Linked DNA regions of Homo sapiens: region 1 is linked to region 2. A link is a loop called in an ENCODE intact Hi-C map of the cell type or tissue named here. Cell type or tissue: endothelial cell of umbilical vein. All regions are shown on one strand. Links, peaks and the distances in the headings refer to the core of each region. The heading gives the core; the rest is flanking DNA. Region 1 overlaps BCO1 (beta-carotene oxygenase 1). Region 2 overlaps GAN (gigaxonin).

Region 1 (11,388 bases), core at 1,414-9,413, 110 kb after region 2:
CCTGGTAGTTTGCTCAGGGGGCTCTACAAGACAGTGGGGGATGGGGGAGCAGCAAGGATCACAGGCAGAAACTAGTTTTTTTTAAACTAGAAGGTCAGAGGAAGCACCGTTGTAGTTCTGCACTGTCTCCTGAGTCCTGTCAGCTGTCCTCACAGGCCTAGGTCTCCTGGGTGTGGTTCCCAGGAGGGTCCTGGACAAACATGGGCTAAGAGCCTCCGCCTCCTCCCCCTCAGGATCATGCAATCACAGTCAGCCTGGGCTTTGCTCCAAGATCCCAGCCCCACATGGAGAAGGTCCAGAAGGCCTGGAGAACAGGGCAGGGATCTGGAGTGGATCCCAGCAGGACTGAGCTCCCTAAACAGCCCTGGAAACTTGGCTGCAGGGGCTAGGAATGAAAGTAGGTGGCATAACCTTGTCATAGAAAGTTTTGTCAGGAGACTGAAAAACTGAATGGATGGAAGGATGAATCGATAGGTGGGTGGGTGGGTGCATGCATGAATCGGTGGATAGTAGACAGATGGATGGTGGGTGGATGGATAGATGGTGGATGGAAGGATGGTGAGTGAATAGATGGGTGGTAGATGCACATGGTAGATGGATGTTGGGTGGGTGGATGGATGGATGGTAGATGGATAGATGGATGAATGGTGGGTGTATAGATGGTGGGTAGATGGATGAATGATGGATGGATGGGCAGGTGGGTGGCTCAATGGATGGATGGTGGATAAGTGGATGAGTGGATGGATGGCAGAACATGTAGATGGATGAATGGATTCATGGTGGGTGGGTGGATGGGTAGGTAGATGGATGGTGGATGGATGGTGGGTGGACGGATGGATGGGTAGATGGTGTGTGGGTGGATGGATGAATGGATGGATGGTGGATGGGTGGGTGGATGGATGGATGAATGATGGATGGATGGGTGGGTGGGAAGCTCAATGGATGGATGGATGGTGGGTAAGTGAATGGGTTGATGGATGGGAGAATGGGTAGATGGATAAATGGATTCATGATGGGTGGGCGGGTGGGTGGGTAGATAGATGGTGGATGGGTGGTGGGTGGATGGATGAATGGATGGATGGTGGATGGGTGGATGGATGGGAGAATGGGTAGATGGTTGAATGGATTCATGGTGGGTGGATGGGTGGATGGGTGGGTAGATGGATAGTGGGTAGATGGATGGATGGAGGGATGGTGTGTGGGTGGATGGGTAGGTGGGTGAATGGATGAATGGATGGATGGTGAGTGGCTGGCTAGATAAGGGGTGGATAGGTGGATGGGTGGACGGATGGTGGATGGGTGATGGATAGGTGGATGAATGGTGGGTAGGTGGGTGGATGGATAGTGAGTAGCTGAATGAATGGTGGATAGATGGACGGTGAGTAGATGCATGAATGGATGGATGGTAGATGAAGGAATGGTTGGATGGTAAATAGATGATGGATGGATGGATGGTAGATGGGTAGATAAATTAATAAAATAATAAACTGGAGCCTAAATAAAAGGAAATTAGAATAGTAAAGGGATTTCTTTCTTCCAAGAGGAATCCCAGCATCTCCTCTTCTCTTCTAAAGGAAAGTACTGACTTCATGGTCCACCTCAATAATCTACGGGAGAAAGTACCACACTGGATCTTGTGTCATCAACGAAAAACAGAACTCTTCAGAAGAAGCCACACTTGGTTGTTTGTGTTTTATTCAATTCCCCAGAGTGGCCTACCTGGTACTGTGGCAGGGATCTTAAAAATCACATACTTTGTCTTCCCCTTTTCCACAATGGATGTGCCCATGTTTAGAACATTTCCAGCCTCATCATAATGGGGATGTGACGTTGCCAGATTTACCGCCACGTATTTACGATAATCAACCTGCAAGATATGACACCTCCTGTTTTTTAAAGTATTTACGATAATCAACCTGCAAGATATGACATCATCTGGTTTTTCAAAGGAGAAAGGTTGAAGTCCTATGAAAACGTGACTGATTCTAGGTTCAGAGAGATGAGGGATATTTTTGCACTCTGTTGATCTGAAAACGATACAGAATTTGCTTTTAAAGAAGACTTTCACTCTTGTGACCTTATACAACCTCACATGGGGATTTGAGGGACTCAGACAGCTAATAGGTTGCAGGGGAGTTAGGGAGCTGGTGTGCTTCTGTGGCTATCGTTCCAATCCTGTTGCCTGACCTTGCTGGAATCCTCAACATGGAAACAAGATTCCTCACTGCAGAAAGCTCTGAGCAATGACCTGGGCAGAGAGGTAGCCTTCGAGCTAATCTTGGCCACAGTTCTGTCATTCTGGCTTAAATTCTGCCCTTTTGCATTGCACAGAAGCATAAATCTCTAGGCCTCTCTTAGACGATTATTCTGGGAATGGAGAGGTTACAAAAACATTTGGTCAAAGTGAAGTTTGATCAACGAGCTGAATAATGACCCTCACTCTGCAGTCCACAGCTGCAGAATGATGGAGTGGCCGCAGACCAACCGTCTGCGCTTCCTCCCCTAGAAAAACACAACCTCCAGCCCAGAGTCAGATAACTCCTTTCTCTTCCAGCATTTCCTCTCTGTAGCCCTGTGGAAAGCATCATCAGTTGGACCGATGCCGTCTAGCTTAAAAGGAGCTGGACATAATTTCACAGCTAAGAAAAGCCTCATCTCTTTAACAGATCGTTAAAACGTATTGCAGAGACATCGGAATTTTGAACAGCCAGCTGGAGAAAATTGAAAGTGGGTCTATTGATTCCCACCAAAATGTTGACTTGATTCTTCCCAGGAAAGGTATGTGCTTGGGCACTGATTTTTGTGCCCTAGCTTTTTGCCTAATGCCTCCCTCTTCAGGTCAATAGAAGGTAGGATTGCTGAGAATCGCAGGCATTTCAACAGTCATTCATTCAAATTCTCAGTGAACTCCCTCAGTGCCAAGAATTATGAACAGAGTTATGGGTTGAATTGTGTCTTGCAAAAAAGATAGGTTGAAGTCCTCACCTTGGGTACCTGTGAATGTGACCTTACTTGGAAATAAGGTCTTTATAGATGTCATTAAGTTAAGATGAGGTCATACTGCACTGGGGTGGGCCCTAATGCAATGACTTGTGTCTCTATAAAAGGCAGAACATGGTTGGGTGCAATGGCTCACGCCTGTAATCATGAGGGCCAATCATGAGGTCAGGAGATCAAGACCAGCCTGGCTAACACGGTGAAACCCCATCTGTACCAAAAATACAAAAAATTAGTGAAGTGTGGTGGCACGTGCCTGTAGTCCCAGCTACTCAGGAGGCTGAGGCAGAAGAATCGCTTGAACCCAGGAGGCGGAGGTTGCAGTGAGCTGAGATCGCACCACTGCACTCCAGTCTGGGCGACAGAGCAAGACACTTTTTCAAAAAAAAAAAAAAAAAAAAGGCAGAACATTTGGACACATAGCCCCATAAGGAGAGGCAGTGTGAAGACTGAGGCAGAGGCTGGAGGGATGCATCTACAAGCTGAGGAACACCAGGGGTTGCCGGCAACCGCTAGAAGCCAGGAAGGGGCCAGGGAGGACCCTCCTCTAGAGTCTTCAGAGAGAGCATGGCCGGGCTGACACCTTGGTTTCAGACTTTTAACCTCCAGAACTGTGAGAGAGTAAATTTCTGTTTTTTTATTTGTTTGTCTTGTTTTTTTTTTTTTTTTTTTTGTTTTTGTTTGAGACAGAGTCTCACTCTGTCATGCAGGCTGGAGTGCAGTGGTGCAATCTGGGCTCACTGCAACCTCCCCCTCCTGAGTTCAAGCGATTCTCCTGCCTCAGCCTCAGAGTAGCTGGGATTACAGGCACATGCCACCACGCCTGGCTAATTTTTGTATTTTTGGTAGAGATGGGGTTTCACCATGTTGGCCAGGCTGGTCTCAAACTCCTGACCTCAGGTGATCTGCCCACCTTGACCTCCCAAAGTGCTGGAATTACAGGTGTAGGTCACCACACCCAGCCAATTTCTGTTGTTTAAAGCAATCTTTTTTGTAGGACTTGGTTACATCAGCCCCAGGAAACTGATACAGACACGAAGATAAAAACAACACAGTCCCTGCCTAGCATCTAGCAGTAAGTGTGGCGCTAGGGCACGGGATCCAACGGTGTTAGAGGAGGGGCTCCCCTGGTAAGCTGCTTGCAGGCTGAGCAACCTCACCCCGGCCGTCGCCGACTCTCCCTTTCTTGAGTCAGGAAGTGATGCTGGTTACATATGTGTTGATACCTTCTCCAGGGTTTCCAGAGTCTGTGGGTTGATTTTCCTGATGTAATTGGTCTCTGAGGTCGCGTAGAAGTCTTCTCCGCACTTCATGATGTTGATCAGGCAGTTGTCGGTGAAATCGGGGATGGTGTGAGACAAGTAGGAGAAAGCTCTGGGGAGAAAAGCAAATCAACAGAGTCAGTGGCTATGTCCACCCAGCCAGAGAAGTCTATCCTTGATGGCTTTAGTTTTCCTACCACTTAAAAATGCTTTACTTCGGCCGGGTGCCTGTAATCCCAGCACTGTGGGAGGCCGAGGCAGGTGGATCACGAGGTCAGGAGATTGAGACCATCCTGGCCAACACGGTGAAACCCCGTCTGTACTAAAAAATACAAAAAATCAGCCGGGCGTGGTGGCAGGCGCCTGTAGTCCCAGCTACTCGGGAGGCTGAGGCAGGAGAATGGCGTGAACCCGGGAGGCGGAGCTTGCAGTGAACCGAGATGGCGCCACTACACTCCAGCCTGGGCGAAAGAGCGAGACTCTGTCTCAAAGAAAAAAAAAAAATGCTTTACTTCAACTAAGGAAGAAAAAGCAACTGGGTCCCAATGGGTCACCTGAGGAATCCTAAGAACTCAGACACCCCAAAGACACCTCCACGTTGAGTTAGCTAAGAAATGAGTCGGCCGGAATGCCATGGTCACCAGCTGATCCTCCTGGGCTCCCCAAAACCCAAAGGTCTCTAACATCAGAGCCAGCAAGACATACTGTTCCAAAGTATGTCAAGAAGCTCTACGGAAATCGTATATGAACCCGTAACGGCTCCCAAAGCCTAACAACGTAGCTGATATCTGCTTTGCCAGGAATGTGAGTCCACACTGGTTATCTCGAATTTATCCAGGAAATTAGTTTTTAATTTAAAAAGGAAAACAAACTAATTATGAGTTAAGAACACATAGCTCATTTGATCAGAAGGTATACTCAAAGCAAGAAGAAAGAAAAACCAGAGGGGTTTATGGGTGATGAAATTGGCAAATCCTGTATCGGTGTATTGGGGAGTGCTCCTCCTACTGGCAAACACTGGAACAAAAAGGAGGCTTGGTTCCAGGACCTCCAGGTCGTGGTTTCAAATTCGTGATCCTGCTATCTCCCCTACCAGGTAAGTATGGTGGTTTTAAATTCCTTTGCTCTTTCCTCCTCCTTTCTCACTGGCTCCTACTCCACACCTCCTATTTGCAAATGTGAATTCAGTGCTTGCTCTGAGCTAGCCCTAGAGCTGGATACTGGAATGGGAGAGATGACTTCAGTTCTCAAAAAAGCAGAAGCAATCTTCCATCTCTGGGCCAGTCCACCCTTCAACTCTTTCATAACTCTTCTACATCTAGAGAGTTTCAGAAAGAAGATACTGATGGCAGGCCTGATTCCCTGGCCAAGAATTTAACTGTCAGATATGTAACACATTCATATGGATACTAATCCAGATGATTTAAAATGTATACAGTGGCCAGGCGCAGTGGCTCATGCCTGTAATCCTAGCACTTTGGGATGCCAAGGTGGGTGGATCACCTAAGATCAGGAGTTCAAGACCAGCCTGATCAACATGGTGAAACCCCGTCTCTACTGAAAATATAAAAATTAGCCGGGCGTGGTGGTGGGTGCCTGTAATCCCAGCTACTTGGGAGGCTGAGGCAGGAGAATCACTTGAACCTGGGGGGCAGAGGTTGCGGTGAACTGAGATTGCGCCATTGCACTCCAGCTTGGACAAGAAGAGTGAAACTCCATCTTAAATAAATAAATAAATGAATAAAATGAAATGAAATGAAATAAAATATATACAGCAAAAAATCTCTCCCTCTCCTCAACATCCATCTGCCCCTGTGCATCCTTTCCTAGTTTCTTTATGCATGTACAAGCAAAATTTAATTTAGATTTCTTACTGCTTTTTCACACAAAGTACAGCTTATAACATGCTCTTTCTACACCTTCCTTTTTTTTTTTTTTTCCACTTAGTCTATCTTGGAAAAGCTTCTGTAGAGTGCAAAGAGAACATCCTCATTCCTTTTTACTTCTACATGGCATTTTCTCGTACAGTTTTACTGTTACGGATTTAACCAGTCCTCTTTTAATGAACATTTGGGTTGTTTTCAGCTACTTGTTATAACAAATGATGCAGCCATAAATGACAAATACCTGGTGCATGTGTCATTTTCTATGCAAGTAAGCAGATCTCTAGGCTGAAGGGAATACGCATTTATAATTTTGACAGATGATTCCAAATCGCTTTCCCACCAGCCATGTGGGAGGGCTTCTAATAATTTGTCAAATGCTCTTAGTCTCTCTGGCAATCAGTGATCAAGAACTGTGTAGCACCTCTGGTTAAAGGGCAGTCATGTGGAGTTTTCATCTACCCTAAAGAGAATTGTCAGAGGAGCAAATGCTGGTTATTTCAGCCATCAAGGATAGCAAAAAGCATGAAATTTGCTCAGATTTAAAATAGGCAGTTACTTGGAAAATATGTTTTTGCAGGGGTCCGGATAGGCCATTGTTCCAAACTCAGACACCACAATCCTGTTTGCCTCAATATTGGTGTTGTAGGTATCGCTTCTCAGGTATTTGCTCCTGTAATAGACTTCACCTGCAAGAGAAGAACCAGCATAATCTCAGGCTGACGCCTTCACAGGGCTTTAAAATCAATGTCAGTCCTTGTATGGGTTTTACTGGGAGAAGAAGGTGGTTATTTCACTAGGACAAGCTCCTTTAGTACACAGGGCCGATACAATTCGCATTTTAAATATAATTTTATTTATTATTATTATTTTTTTGAGTTTTGCTCTTGTTGCCCAGGCTGGAATATAATGGTGCGATCTCGGCTCACTGCAACCTCCGCCTCCTGGGTTCAAGTGATTCTCCTGACTCAGCCTCCTGAGTGGCTAGGATTATAGGCATGCGCCACCACGACCAGCAAATTTTTGTATTTTTAGTAGAGATGGGGTTTCACCACGTTGGCCAGGCTAGTCTTGAACTCCTGACCTCAGGTGATCCACCCGCCTCAGCCTCCCAAAGTGCTGAAATTACAAGCGTGAGCCACCATGCCCGGCCTGGAATATAATTTTAGACACACATTTTCTCACTCCTGACTCACAACAGTATGGCTGGATAAGTATGTGTTACGGTTTGAATGTTTTGTTCCTTGCAAATCTCATGTTGAAGCCTGTGATGTTGCAGGTGGGCCTAGGAGGAGGTGTCTGGGTGATGGGGGTGGGTCCCTCATGAATGGCTTAGTGTTGTTCTGGTGATGAGTGAGTTCTCACTCTATTAGTTCATGCAACATCTGGTTGTTTAAAAGATCCCTCCCTCCTCTCTCTCTCTCTCTTTCACCATGTGACATGCCTGCTCCCCCTTTGCCTTCTGCCATGAGCCAAAGCTTTTTGAGGCCCTCGCCAGAAACCAAACAGATGCTGGTGGCTTGCTTCCTGTACAGCCTGCAGAACCGTGAGCCAAATAAACCTCTTTTCTTTATAAATTACCCGGTCTTGGGTATTCCTTTATAGCAATGCAAAATGTGATAATGCAAAATATGTCAATGCAAAATATGTCTGTTCTTAGCTCCATTTTCCATAGGAAGGAACTCAGGCTCAGAAACATTCTTTCACCTTGCCCAGGGTCACCCATCTGAGAGTGCTGACCAGAATCAGTCATCCCTTCCACCCTGTTTGTGTCCCTCCAGGGAAGGAGCAGAGCTGGAGGACTAATCTAGAAGGCTGCATATGTGGGGTGGTTTTCCCCAGGGCCCCGTTCAGTCCTGGGAGCGCTGCCTCCAGAAGCCCAGTTGATCACTTCAGTCTCCCTGGAGTAACGTTTGATATTGAACACAACCAGGAGGTGACCTGATGCCCAATCCTGCATAGCAATAGAGGGTCAGACCTGTGTTCAATGTCTAATTCATCCAAATTCTGCAGAGAGTCTAACTCATGGCATAAATCTCTTGACCAGTCCATTGAGACCAACCTCAAAATATACCAGATGGTTCTAGACCCGTGTTAGTTTTCTACGGCTGCTGTAACGACTTACCCCTCACTTAGTGGCTTCACACAACATACAGTCATTATCTCAGAGTTTGGAAGAAAGTCTGAAATGGGGATTACAGAGCTAAAATCAAGGTGTCCACAGGGCTAGTTCCTTTTGGAGGCTCCAGGGGAGGTCTGTTCCTTGATTTTTCTAGCTTTGAGAAGCTGCTGCCTTCCCTGGTCATGGCTGCGTCACTGTGACCCCTGTCTCCTGTCCCGGTATCACATCTCCTCTGAGGCTGACGCTCCTGCTTCTCTCTTGAGATTACACTGGGCCCATCCCTAATGTCAGATCACCTCCCCCATCTCAAGATCCTTCATCTAATCACATCTACAAAGTCTCTCTCTTTTTTTTTTTTTTTTTGAGATGGAGTCTCACTCTGTCACCCAGGCTGGAGTGCAATGGTGGAATCTTGGCTCACTGCAAGCTCAGCCTCTCTGGTTCAAAAGATTCTCCTGCCTCAGCCTCCCCGAGTAGCTGGTATTACAGGCATGTGCCACCATGCCCAGCTAATTTTTAAAATATTTTTAGTAGAGACAGGGTTTTGCCATGTTGGTCAGACTGGTCTCGAACTCCTGACCACAGGAGACCCACCTGCCTCGGCCTCCCAAAGTGCTGGGATTACAGGCGTTTGCCTAGCCTGCGAAGTTTCTTTTGCTATGTAAAATAACACATCTAGGCCAGGTGCGGTGGCTCACGCCTGTAATCCCAGCACTTTGGGAGGCCAAAGTGGGTGGATCACCTGAGGTCAGGAGTTTGAGACCAGCCTGGCCAACATGGTGAAACCCCATCTCTACTAAAAATGCAAAAATTAGCTGGGTGTGGTGGCACACCCTTGTAATCCCAGCTACTCAGGAGGCTGAGGAGACAGAATTGCCTGAACCCAAGAGGCAGAGGCTGCAGTGAGCCGAGATCGCGCCACTGCCCTATAGCCTGGACGACAGAGCGAGACCCCGTCTCAAAAAACAAATAAACAAAAAAACGCAACAACAACAAAAAACCCACATCCATGGATTCCTCCTGGGGCAGGGGTGAGAGGAGGTCCTTCCCAGCTGGGAATAAGTCAGGAGAAGCTTCAGGGAGGAGGTGGTGCATGAAACAGCTCTTAAAGGATGAGTAGAATTTGACTGCAATATGCTGGGGAGAGAGGGCAGAGCTGTCCTGTTCACCCGCTAAGAGGTCTGTAAGCAAAGGCCTGGAGTTGGGAAAATGCAGAACCCTTCTTGCAGGCGTTGAGTTCGGCTGGGCTGGAACATTAGAGAGGGATTTGGAGGACAGGAGTGAAATGAAATTGGGAAATGGGTTGAGGGGTCCTACTAGGTTTGCAGGCCTGATAACTTTTTTTTTTTCTTTTTTTGAGATGGAGTCACTCTGTCGCCCAGGCTGGAGTCCAGTGGTACGATCTTGGCTCACTGTAACCTCCACGTCTCAGGTTCGAACGATTCTCCTGCCTCAGCTTCCCAAATAGCTGGGACTACAGGCATGTGCCACCATGTCCGACTAATTTTTGTATTTTTAGTAGAGACGAGGTTTTACTCTGTTGGCCGGGCTGGTCTCAAACTCCTAAGCTCGGGTGAACTGCCTGCCTCGGCCTCCCAAAGTGCTGGGATTACAGGCATGAACCACCGCACCAGCCCTGAGAACTTTATTTCCTGGGCAGTTTGAAACCTCGGGGAGGGGCCTGAAAGAGGCAGTGTTTTATTTTATTTTGCTGTTAATTCGCAAATGACATTAAGATTTTTTCCTTTTACAGAACGCATTTCATTTTCGTGGTATAGTATGTGCTTCCAGTGTTGCTACAATTACAACACACGGAAAAGCCAAGCCTGGGACACAGTGACATTGCATTCCAATAAGCAAAAAGTTGACCTCAGAAACGCCCATCATATGTTGACTGCCACAGGATGGGCTTAGAGGAGAAAACATGTTTCCAAGAAATTCTCGCCCAGTGCCTTTTGATATCTTAGGAAAAGGAAACTAGTACTAACAGCCAGCATCGATTGAGCACCAGCATGCTAAACACTGTGCTGGGCACTTGATGTGTGTTATCTGGTTTCATACTCACAACACTGGAAGCAAGTAGAATACTCCAACCAGAAATGCATTCGCTGGAAAAAAAAAAAAATCGGCCATGCGCAGTGCCTCATGCCTGTAATCCTAGCAATTTGGGAGGTAGAGGCAGGTGGATCATTTGAGGTCAGGAGTTCAAGACCAGCCTGGCCAACATGGGGAAACTCCATCTCTACTAAAAATACAAAAAAAATTAGCCGGGGTACTGGGCACCTGTGGTCCCAGCTACTCGGGAGGTTCAATTGCTTGAACCTGGGAGGCGGAGCTTGCAGTGAGCCGAAATCGTGCCACTGAAGTCCAGCCTGGGCAACAGAGCGAGACTCAATGTCAAAGATAAATAAATAAATAAATAAAAAGAAAGAAAGAAAGGCTGGGCATGGTGGCTCACTCCTATAATCCCAGCACTTTGGGAGGCTGAGGCAGGCGGATCACAAGGTCAGGAGTTTGAGACCAGCCTGGCCTATACGGTGAAACCCTGTCTCTACTAAAAATACAAAAATTAGCTGGGTGTGGTGGGAGGCACCTGTAGTCCCAGCTACCAGCTACTTGGGAGGCTGAGGCAGGAGAATCGCTCGAACCCAGGAGGCAGAGGTTGCAGTGAGCTGAGATCACGCCACTGCACTCCAGCCTGGGCAACAGAGCGAGACTCCATCTCAAAAAAATAAAAAATAAAAAAAAATAACATAATGTCATTTGTTAATTAATAGCAAAATAAAGCAAGATCTAAACAGTGCTTAAAGGTTCCAACTTTTTTACCAAATGAAGTACAAAGGGCTTGGGTACTCACAGCCCTGCAGACTTATTTCCCAGCTAATAAAATTGAGGCACAGAGAGGTTAAGCAGCTTGTGTTAAGCCACACAGCTAGCGAGTGGTAATCTGGAGTCGAAGGCCAGCAATGGGCATCTAAAGCTGGCCCTCTTAACCAAGATCCTAACACAGCAAGAACAATCAGTTTGAGTGTTCTGTCTGCACCTTCCAATTAAAATCACTCCTACAGAGATGTGCAGCTTGATGACATCCAGCCTGCTGAGGTTTCACAAAGGGGAGCTACCC
Region 2 (11,388 bases), core at 1,111-9,110:
AATTTAACTGAATCACATCTTCAGGTGTTGCTGCTTATAAAACAGGTATAAAAGGCCATGAGGTTTTACATGTCATTTATCATCTCACCGACCCTGAACAATTTAGCTATCCTAGCCTGCTTCCTCATCTGTCGAGTGAGATACCAGATACCATCAACAACCTCAAATGACTGTTGTGAGGATGAAATGAATATCAATGTAAAGTATTTTGCATAGTTTCTAGTACTTACAAGGTATCATTAAACGATACTAATTTTTGCAATGAACAAGGCAATATCATGTCTTCAGTTATAATGTTTTCAAACGGGCTTGTCAGTACATGGGGGCTATAATGATGCACCCTCTGGTAACTCAGAATTAAGACTGCCCTGAGTCTGAAGCTTTAAAATACAGCATGGATTACAACAGTGAACTTCAGAGACAGGGAAGTAGAAGGGGAATGACAGGAAAGGAGAGAGGAAGAGAGCTATAGAGGAAAAGAGGGCAATCAATTGAGGAGAAAGGAGAGGAGGAAAGAAAAAGAGAGCTGTAGTGAGGCGTCTGCTTCCAGTATGGCAGAAGTAACTCTTAACAAATGGCTCCTCAGTTGCTCCAAGTGTCAGCCGTAAACTCTGGACAAACTACAACTACCTGAGCACTCTGGAAACTGAAGAAAAGCAGGTAGATTCTGGAAAGAAATGGAAAGTTAATTGAGCAAGCAACCCATATGGACTAAGTTTCCTGTTTCTTGGTAGCTTTCTCTGAAGGCAGCCTCACTGGGGCAGCTCTGGATAGCTAAACCCCTAGAGAAAATATGGCCATCTTTCTGGCTACAGGACTCAGCAATCAGGAAAAGGGGTCTTGGGGCAACCAGGATCTCCAAAGTGTGGTGGAGAACCTGAGAAAGAGGAGAGGTAGAGAAGCACCCCTCAATTTGTGCGCATCCACTCATCTCAAGTCTTCAACTAACCCTGGAACCATCTATGCTTATGACCGAGGCTTCGAGAACTGGACTGAGATTTCAGCTGCCACCCATGGCAGGTGGCACAGCTTGCAATTTAAGTCTAACCAAGTCAATTGCTGACTAAAACTCAGAGCAACACTCTAAAGCAATATAAGAAAATTCAAAGCTTCAAAAACATAATAGTAACCATATCCAGGATTCAGTCCAGAACTCCTCAACAGAAGAAGAGCCAGAAAAATTAGAACCCATTTCTCAAGGGAGCAAACAATCAATAGACGCCAACTCTTGAGATGACTCAGATACTGGAATTAACAGGCAAGGACTTGAACACAACTACCACAGTGATGCTCAGTAAGGGAAAGGAAAATATGCTTGTGATGGAAAGATAGGAAATTTCAGCACAGAAAATTTAAAAACCTAAAAACAAAGTACACAAACATTTTAGAATTACTAACATAAATAAATAACTAACATAAATTTGAAATAAAAAATTCACTGGATGGAAATAACAAAAGAAAGCAGCAGCAAACAAGACAGAGCAACAGAAACCATCCAATCTGAAGAAGGAAAAATGATACTGCAGACTGAATGGTCATGAAAATAAAACATATCAGCATGTCCAGCTAGAGTGGTGCTCTGTGGAAAGTTGAAGGCTTTCATGGTGTGCCTTAGAAAAGCAAAAGATCTACCATAAGTAATCTAGAATTCTACCTGAAGAAGCTAGAAAAGAGTAAAAGAAACCCAAAGTAAGTAAAAGGATGGAAGTAATATAGATGAGTGTAGGAATCAATGAAACAGAAAATACTAGGGAGAAATGAACCCAGTGTAGAAGCTGGTCTTTTGTTCACAGAGGGTGCAGACTGGCAAGGCCAGGGGCCAAAGGGCCACTATGCCGCTGTCGGCTGCCTTCCTCTCACTCCTCCTGTGCTTGCTCCTACCAGCATGCAGGAGACCAGGGGTGCACACTCTCCAGCGGCCTCAGCACACACACTTCCAATGGGATGAATCTCAGCCCTGTGGGATGGGGAAAATACTTCCTGATTTGTTCCTTCCTTGGGTGTTTTCCCTCTGCCCTAAAGGTAGCAGCTGTGCTTCCTACATTAGCTATTTCTACAGTTTTCAGAGTCCTCTTTTCCCACTTTTAGCAGCTGTCTCTTACTAGTGGTAATTACATATATTACATTTTCCCTGTTCAAAAGACTGGTGTGGTTTTTGCCACTTGACTGGACCATGACTGAAACAGATGTGGTTGGGGGTGGGGTTCATCTTTTATCCTCTAGTTCACACGTCTTACAAAGGCATCTGAAAGTACCTGTTTCTTCCTAACCATAAGATACAAACAGCACAATGTGGTCAGTGGGGTAGACCAGTGAGATGTTTTGTGGAACATCATGATGATTAAAATCTCTGTGGACTAATATACAGCCGACATTAGCCCATTATATATTAGTTGATACAGCCCTGAGGCAAGGCTGTGGAGGCATACTGTTGCCCCTGACAAGTAAAAGCAAACTGCTTCTGGTGACCCTTGCAAATTGGTATGAAGAAAATACATTAGCTATGTCAACGGCTGCCATACTAAGGTTGGGAACTGTGCCTCATAAAGATACAACATTTGTGTGAGGATATTACGTCTGGGAAAGAATTTGGGATCAGTATGATCACCTGATTAAGTTTATGAAAACTTTCTCTGTGTGCATTAAAAAAGCAAAACATCGGCTGGGCGCGGTGGCTCATGCCTGTAATCCCAGCACTTTGGGAGGCCGAGGCGGGCAGATCAAGAGGTCAGGAGATCGAGACCACGGTGAAACCCTGCCTCTACTAAAAATTAGCTGGGCGCGGTGGCGGGCGCCTGTAGTCCCAGCTACTCAGGAGGCTGAGGCAGGAGAATGGTGTGAACCCGGCAGGTGGAGCTTGCAGTGAGCCGAGATCACGCCACTGCACTCCAGCCTGGGCAACAGAGTGAGACTCCGTCTCAAAAAAAAGCAAAAGATCTACCATGAGTAATGTAGAATTCTACCCAAAGAAGCTAGAAAAGAGTAAAAGAAACCCAAAGTAAAAGGAAAACCTAAAAACAAGCTACACAAACATTTTAAAATTGATAACATGTTTGAAATAAAAATTTTCCAAGATTTTCCGAGATCCACTTTACTTTTCTACTTTTTCTAGGTGAATTAAGTGGGGATGTGATAGGCATCACCTCTCCTGCATTTTCTACTCTTTCATGGTGGCATGGTTTTTGCAGATTCACCCAGGATGCAGTATTGTTTCTGGTTTTCTATTTTGGTAGGGAAGCAGAGCTCCGGGGACTTCCACTTAGCCCTTGTTGTCATGGTGGCTCCCAATCCATGTGTCAGAGAACCAGCATGGTGATTTTGCCAGTTGTCAAGTATGTCTATTCTAGTTATATATTCAGGAATCAAAAGAGGAAACTGACAGATCTCAACTTCAAAGAACAGTTAATTTAACTTATATACTGTAAAAAATTAAAGTAGAGGGGCATCTAGGCTAAGCGAATGCACGGAGGCAGTAAAACACAAGAGGATTTAAAAAGTGAGCTGGAGTATACGATATGTGAAAGAAAGATACTAAAAAAGGGTGAAACTTTTTCTTAACCTCAAATCATGGAGAACCCTGAGTAGGTGGCTAAGAACTATTACCTTTGTTTAGTAAGCAGTGGGAAACAGTCAAGAATTCTGAGAAGGGCAATCAAAAACTCTGAGCAAAAAGGTATGTGCCACTATGCCTGGCTGATTTTTGTCAGGTTCATCTTTCAAAACCACAAATAAGTAACTGCACTGGCAAGGCTGGCCAGAGGCTAATGACACTACACAGATGCAGGAATAACTGTGAGGGTAGCAGCGGGGCAGGGAAGGTGGGAAATGTGAAAAATGCTACCAAGATTTAAAAAAGGACCAGACCTGGCAACTGATGAGTTGCAAAGTACAAGACAGAATTCAAGATGATTCCCTTTTCTGAGACAGGGTCTTGCTCTGGCACTCAGGATGGAGTGTAGTGGCACGATCATGGTCTACTGCAGCTTCCACCACTTCCCAGGCTCAAGTGATCCTTCTGCCTCAGCCTTCCAAGTAGCTGGGACCACAGGCGTGGACTACCATGTTCAGCTCATTTTTGAATTTTTTCAAAATTCATAGAGACAAGGTCTCACTATGTTACTCAGGGTTGTCTTGAACTCCTGGGCTCAAGGGATCCTACCACCTGGGTCTCCCAGAGTTCTGGGATTATAGGTGTCAGCCACTGTGCCAGCCAAGATGACCCTTTTTTGAACATGGATGACTGGGAGGATAGTAGTGTTACTAACAGAATATGGACACAAGGAACAGAAATAGAGAAACCGTCATTCTGGGTATATGAAGCTGTTGCTCTGGCTTGGTAATACTTTATGGCAATTTCTTTGCTTTCCTTTCAAGCAGTTTTGCTTTTATTCAGAAAAACAGAAAAGAATAAGATATGGCTTTTTTCCCAGAAAGTTTTAACCTAAAAATAGGGAACAAAGACAGGAAAGACAAGAGATTACTTAAAAACAATCGACATGGTCTCCAATCAAATATGGACTGCTCATCCGGCAACTACAGTTTCCACACTATGCCAATATAACACATTTGCGTCTGATCTTTTAAGAAATAAACTACTCCTACATGTTATTTTGTTCTATCGATAGTTATAGGAAAGCCTATATTTTTAAGTCAATCTAGCGTGGTAGTTGAAAAGGTGGACTCTGGGGCCAGAACGCCTGAGTTCAGATCCCACCTCAGCTTCTTGCTCCTTGTGTGTCTGTGGGCACACCGCTCACCCTTTCCTCATATGGAAAATAGGAATAGTAACAGTACCTACATGCGCTTCAGAGTGCTGTTTTGAAGATTAAATACATGGCATTTGGTGTTATATGTGTGTTTAATGTTATCTAAACATGTTAGAATCTTATATTGGTAAGATAAATTAACAGCTTTCTTCATTCTATTTACAAACATCAGAGAGCTTAGAAATAAGGAACTGAATATACATTAATTTTATTTGGAAGTGCTCTTATTTATTTAGAGACAGGGTCTCGCTTTGTTGCCCAGGCTGGAGTGCAGTGACACAATCTCGGCTCACTGCACACTCCACCTCCTGGGTTCAACCAATTCTCATGCCTCAGCCTTCTGAGCAGCCAGGACTACAGACACGTGCCACTATGCCTGGCTAATTTTTTTTTTTGTACTTTTAGTAGAGACAGGGTTTCACCATGTTGGCCGGGCTGGTTTTGAACTCCTGGCCTCAAGTGATCTGCCCGCGTCGGCCTCCCAAAGTGTTGGGATTATAGCCTGGAGCCAGTGCACCTGGCGAGAAGTGCTTTTAAACAGCAAAGAAGGAACCACAGTCTTACGTTTAATTATTATGAACTTAAAGCAAGTGATAGTTATATTAAAAGCTTATCCAGTACAAATATGTAACAACCTGATAGGCCAGGTGCGGTGGCTCATGCCTGTAATCCCAGCACTTTGAGAGGCTGAGGCGGGCGGATCATTAAGTCAGGAGTTCGAGACCAACCTGGAAAACATAGTGAAACCCTGCCTCTACTAAAAATACAAAAATTAGCCAGGCATGGTGGCATGCGCCTGTAGTCCCAGCTACTTGGGAGGCCGAGGTGGAAGAATCGCTTGAACCCGGGAGGCAGATGGTGCAGTAAGCCGAGATCACGCCACTGCACTCTAGCCCGGGCGACAGAGCGAGACTGTCTCCAAAAAAGAAAGAAAGAAAAAAAAAGACTTCATCCCTTGGGCAATCAGCCCTCCCAGTCATGTATCAAGGAAGGAAAAATGTAGAGAAGTCTGAAAATCTGCCCCTACCACAGCAAGTATTCTCTAAACTGCTCTCTAATAAATTTTCCTAAGATAGTCTATTCCTGTAATTGAAAAAAAAGGCTATGCAAATACCCTAAATTTAAAATACATGTTAGGCAGCATTTACATGCATTTGCAGCATCTTTGTAACTGCTCACTGCGTGCCCTCATCTAAAACAGCATGAAATTAAACATTATGTTATGGCACCCTCTTCTGGTAGCACGACTGAACTACTCTAATAAAATTACGTTTAGCACAGCAATTTCCCCTTAGGATTTAAACATATTACTGCAATAAGAATACTGCTCAGTGGTTACAACAATAAAATGTGTGAGGAAAGAGAGAAGACATCGAGAAGGATGTTATCTACCCTACAAGACATACGTGGCACTTGTCAGAGGTTTTAAGAATCTCAGAAATCAAGCCTCAGCCACTTAATCAACATTTTACTAAGCATCTGATACAGACAGGTAGGATGCTGGAAGCCAGGATACAGAGCTGACGAAGGTGGACCTTGCCCTGAAGTTGCTTGCAGTTAACAGCTACAACCCCAGAGACTTGTCTGGAGGGCATGGAATCATAGATGAAGGGATAAAAAATCAGACTAGGAGGCATGAGAAGGCTTTCTCTAGGTTTTGATAACTAAGCAGTTTTGAAAAAGGCCAAGCTAACTGGATGGACAGCGGGAAGGGAGCTTTTAGGCAAGTAGCAGCAATACGAACAGAGCTGAGACAACCACACATGTTTGCAGGGGAAAGTGGCTCGGTATAAAGTATCTGGGTCAGTAGCAGAAAAAGCAAAGGCCATATCACAAAAGGCTATATATGCTAAGTTAAGGAGTTTATTTATTTTTCTTTGGAGAACAGGGTCTTGTTATGTGGCCCAGGCAAATCTCTAACTCCTGGGCTCAAGCAATCTTCAGTTTCTACCTCCCTAAATGTTGAGACTACAGGTGTGAGCCACCATGCCCAACAAGTTAAGGAGTTTTAAACTTTTTCCTAAAAGCTATAGGGAGCCAATAAATGATTTTAAGCAACTAAGCGTCAAGATCTCATCTACATATTAGAGATATTTTCTATTTGCAGACATTTTAAGTTACTAGCACTTGTGAAGTCACTGAATAAATATCTAGTATGCATGAGACGTTATCTCCTAAATCCATAATTTAATAAAGTGACTGAAAACAAAACTAAACAAAGCTAAAATACGACTGAAAGCACAAAGAAAAAGTTGCAGTAGCTATGTGAAACCATTCTTAGTTACCTTTTAAACTCATCATGGTAGAACTCGGACTTGCAAGTTACCATCTCGCTACCCTGGGCGTCCTCACGACTTCGGACTCCCCCAAACACATACAGCTCCATAGCAACTCCACAGGCCACCGCTCCAAACCTGAAAGGCCACACACAGCGTTATCAGGCACAAGCTGTACAATGCGAGATCTCACTCCCGCGTTCCTCTTATGCTGGTTTAACTCTGCAGCATTACTACGTGGGCCTTCCTTTCTCAGGAAATGCCAAGTCAAAGAAAAGGTTACTCTGAAAGAAAAGAACAAAAGCCAGGCAGGGTAAGGGGCTCCAGACCCAGTGAACAGCAAGGGAATCTACAAAGTCCACCCCACAGCCACGTACCTCCTCTCTTTTAGTGGACATATGGCAGTCCACTGCTGGGTCCTGGGATCATAACACTCTACAGACTCAAAAAGCTTTCCGTAGGAGCCTCCACCCATGGCGTAGATTTTCTTTTTCATAGCTGCATAGCAGCCGATCTGAAAGCAGAGAACAATGGTGGGGGAGAGGCAACATTTCTCATTCAGGTCAGGTGAACAGATATTAAACTGTCTGGGCCATACTTAAAGAGATTTAGGAAGGGGTTTGATTTCTAACCGTAAAACGATGGTGCTTTTCAGTATTACAACACCGGACTTTAAAATGAGAAGAGCAAAGTAAGACACATATTCTTAATCTTCAGAAAAGGAGCTCTTACTCCAACTGATACTATTTCACTAACTGAAAGAAGTTCAAAAGCCTCATTTTTATTTATTTATTTATTAGAGACAGGGTCTCGTTCAGTTGCCTTGGCTGGAGTGCAGTGGTGCCATCATAGTTCACTGCAGCTTCAAACTCCTGGGCTCAACAGATCCTTCCGCCTCAGCCTCCTGGGTAGCTGGGACTACAGGTGCACAGCACTGTGCCCGGCTAACTTTATTTAAAACTTTTTTGTAGAGATGGGGGATCGCTTCAGCCTAAGAGTTCAAGACCAGCCGGGGCAACATAGTGAAACCCTATCTCTACTTAAAAAAACAAAAATTAGCTGGGTGTGGTGGTGCACACCTGTAGTCCCAGCTATTCAGTAGGCTGAGGTGGGAGGATTGCTTGAGGCAGAAAGAGGTTGCAGTGAGCCAAGATGGCGCCACCGCACTCTAATCTGGGCAACAGAGTAAGACCCTCTCTCAACAACAAAAGGAAAGAGAGAGAGAGAGTAAGAGAGGGAAAGACAGAAAGAAAATAGGTTGGGAAGATGTGGCTGCTGCACCATTTGCACACTCAAATGTGGAGCTTGACACACAGCGGTGCTGCACAGGGCCCACAAGCAGGATAAACTCTCACACACGCTCACTTTCCTATCTTGGTGTGTGGCTGATGACAGTGAAGGCAAACTACCGATAAAGAGAGTTCTATAAAGTTAATTCTTTTAACACCATCAGTTATATTAAAGGTTTATTCAGGATATGAAGACACATTAAGTTTAAAATCCAATGTGTACACAGACTAGTTATCACAAAATGCAGTCCTCACCTTTCTGACCATGGTCAAATCAGGTTGCTTTGTCCAGGTTTTAGAATAAATATCGTAACACTCCATGGAAATCAGCTCCTTTTCACCATCCTCTCCTCCCAAAATGTACAGCATCCCATCTATCTCCACAATTCCGAAGTTATGTCTTGCCTGAAATTACATTAGCGATCCCTGAACACACAAGGCCAATGATCATATTGAAAGCTGATATTCATACACTTAATAAAAATTAGAGAAACATAAAGATGGCAAAAATAGACAATGGGGACTCCTAGAGCAAGGAGACAGGGAGAGGAGCAAGGGCTGAAACACTAACTATTGGGTACGACGCTTGGTACCTGGGAGACTGGATTAATCTTACTGCAAACCTCAGCATTATGCAATATACACACATAACAAACCTGCACATGTATCCCCGAGTCTAAAATAAAAGTTGAAACTATTTTTAAAAATTAGAGAAATCTTTTTTCCCAGTGTTCCAGCATGGAAGTACCACGTTCAAAACCATTTCTCCGGTAATGCTTCTTAAAGATTTCTGGCTTCCCTAACAGCCCACTCTTCCAGCACAACAGCCAGAGAGGCCAAAGCCACTTCTCAAAACAAACTTAAGAAATACATGGTGAGTTCATCAGAAAATCCTCACTTTTTAACCCATAATAGCTCACAACAAGAAAATGAACTGTTACCTCTGGTTCAATACAATTATTTTTGCATAACAAAGGGCAGTGTTTTCAAGTTGACGTGGGAAAGGCTAGTATAAACTATGGCAGAAAGGGCTGTGGAGGACAGGGTCAGGCCAAGGCTATTTGGGATCATAGAAGCCCTAGGTGTTTCATGTCCGTTTGTCAATGAATATTTATGTAGTAAACCCTACGTGCCAAGCACGATTCTAGTGCTGAAAATGAAATACTGACCAGAACACATGTAATTCTCTGCCATCAAAGAGCTTATGTGAAAAACTTTAAATGCCTGGTCCGTGAGATGGTGAGACGTCGTACGAAGACGGGGACAGGAAAGCTAAGAGGCAGGAGGGAGGCCCGCTGAGAAGGTGCTGCGAGGAGGGGGCAGGCCACGCTGGCATCTGCACAGGGCAGGATAAATGTGAAGGCTGGGGTGAGGGCATTCCTGGAAGATTTCAGAAACTCATGGAGGCCAGAAGGAGTGAGGGCCAGGAAGGGGAGGAGAGCCGGGCACTAGAAGGAGAGGTTGGAGCGAATGAGGCAGGTGGCTTGACAAGGCTGCCGTTTCTTCCCTGAACTCAGACACAAAACAAACAGAAGCGCTAAGGGGAAAGAGAAACACATCAAACAAACCAACCAACTAGTGTTTTACCTCGTTCATAGGTGGCAATGCTGTCCATGTATTTGCATCTGGATCATACTTTTCTCCTGAGCTAAGAGTCTGCTTATTTTCATCTTGGCCCCCGAATACAAACAAAAATCCTTCTGCAAAGATCAAAGGAAACACAAATATGAAATGTGAGTCTTCAACACCCATAAACGCCACAGCATATATAGAAACAGCATCTGAAGAAACTCTCTGATGACAACAATGTTCTCTTTGGATTCAGGGCTTTTATCACATCCCATTGGATCCTTGGTGATGGAGCCAAACCATCACTTTGACCATTTTGCTTTACTCATTACTGTCTTTGAGGGGATTTCCACCACCCTACAATGAAAAAGGAAGCCTGGCGTCACCCGCTCAGTCACCAGGCAACTCTGGGCCATCTCAATTCATCTCTTCTGTTCCCTCTCAGCCTCTGGGATTCTCATACAACTTTTGCACCGCAGCGCACATCTGTTCATTCTAGACCCCAGGAATACCCAGATCTGAGGCATCCGTGTGCACTTTCTATTCAAAACAGGATCTAAGAGCAACTGAACTTCCGATTTCATGTAATGGCGTATTAGGTTATTCTTCTGCAAAAAACAATTTGCTGGATAAAACATTTAAAAAATAATCTTAGCCGGGTGGTGGTGGCTCAGCACTTTTGGAAGCCAAGCTACAAGGACTGCTTGAGCCCAGGAGGTTCATAGGAGGCAACACAGCAAGACTTCATCTCTACAAAAAATAATGAAATTAGCCGGGCATTGTGGTATTTGTCTATAGTCTCAACTACTCAGGAGGCTGAAATGGGAGGATCGCTTGAGCCCAGGAGTGTGAAGCTGAAGTGGGCTGTGATCATGCCATTGTACTCCAGCCTGGGCAACGAAGTGAGATCTTGTTTCAAAAATAACAACAATAATAATCTTCTTAGAAGAGGAGAAGCCAACAAGATAACAAGGCAAAACTGAAGGGAAAATTAGGACCTACAGAGGTTATCAAGCATGAAAACCATTTTACACTGAGGGCATTTCTAATCTAGGAAAATTTAAACCTTTTGTCCTGGGGATGAAAAAGACAGAAGTTTAAGCTCCAGGTCCACAGAAAACGTGGCTTCTGGCAGGAGATCCTCTCCAAAGTTCTACACTGTCAGGATGAAGGCCAACCAGAATTCGTACTCAGATTTAAATCTCCTTGCTATCTGGGAAATCATGAGCCTTGAACTTAACTTACAGTTAATACCAAATTAGTAGTGTTTTCAGTCAACTGGCAGAAACAAATGCAAAACTTCTGTAGAAGGACCTTAATCTAAGCCTTAGATTCTAACATCCCAGGACATCTAAGGCAGAAAGTTATTGCTACAAATAATTTTTTTTTGATTTTTTTTGTTTTTTAAAGACAGTCTTGCTCTGTCGCCCAGGCTGGAGGGCAGTGGTGCAATCACAGATCACTGCAACTTCTGCCTCCTGGGTTCAA

Evidence for each region. A loop is a pair of places that touch in the nucleus more often than their neighbours do. Peaks named below come from ENCODE experiments on the same cell type or tissue, not always from the same donor. Only the 100,000 strongest peaks of a DNase experiment are listed, where the experiment ranks them.
Region 1: it touches region 2 in a loop (7-fold over the local background); 9 of 110 quality-filtered maps call a loop at or near these places.

What each region holds. Positions count from the first base shown.
Region 1 is chr16:81,255,119-81,266,506 of GRCh38, reverse strand. It overlaps BCO1 (beta-carotene oxygenase 1), which reads right to left. Exons shown (of 11, transcript NM_017429.3): 3 at 6,702-6,831; 4 at 4,224-4,371; 5 at 1,720-1,867. Among named protein-coding and RNA genes, the nearest start is that of BCO1, 22 kb to the right of the region's middle. In endothelial cell of umbilical vein, for the core only: a CTCF peak has its summit at 5,258 (motif pointing left); no DNase peak of the experiment used is centred there; H3K27me3 peaks cover 140 bases.
Region 2 is chr16:81,361,142-81,372,529 of GRCh38, reverse strand. It overlaps GAN (gigaxonin), which reads right to left. Exons shown (of 11, transcript NM_022041.4): 6 at 9,919-10,031; 7 at 8,587-8,736; 8 at 7,420-7,556; 9 at 7,052-7,180. Among named protein-coding and RNA genes, the nearest start is that of MIR4720, 18 kb to the left of the region's middle. In endothelial cell of umbilical vein, for the core only: a CTCF peak has its summit at 5,996 (motif pointing left); DNase peaks (open chromatin) are centred at 4,509 and 5,999; H3K27ac peaks cover 758 bases.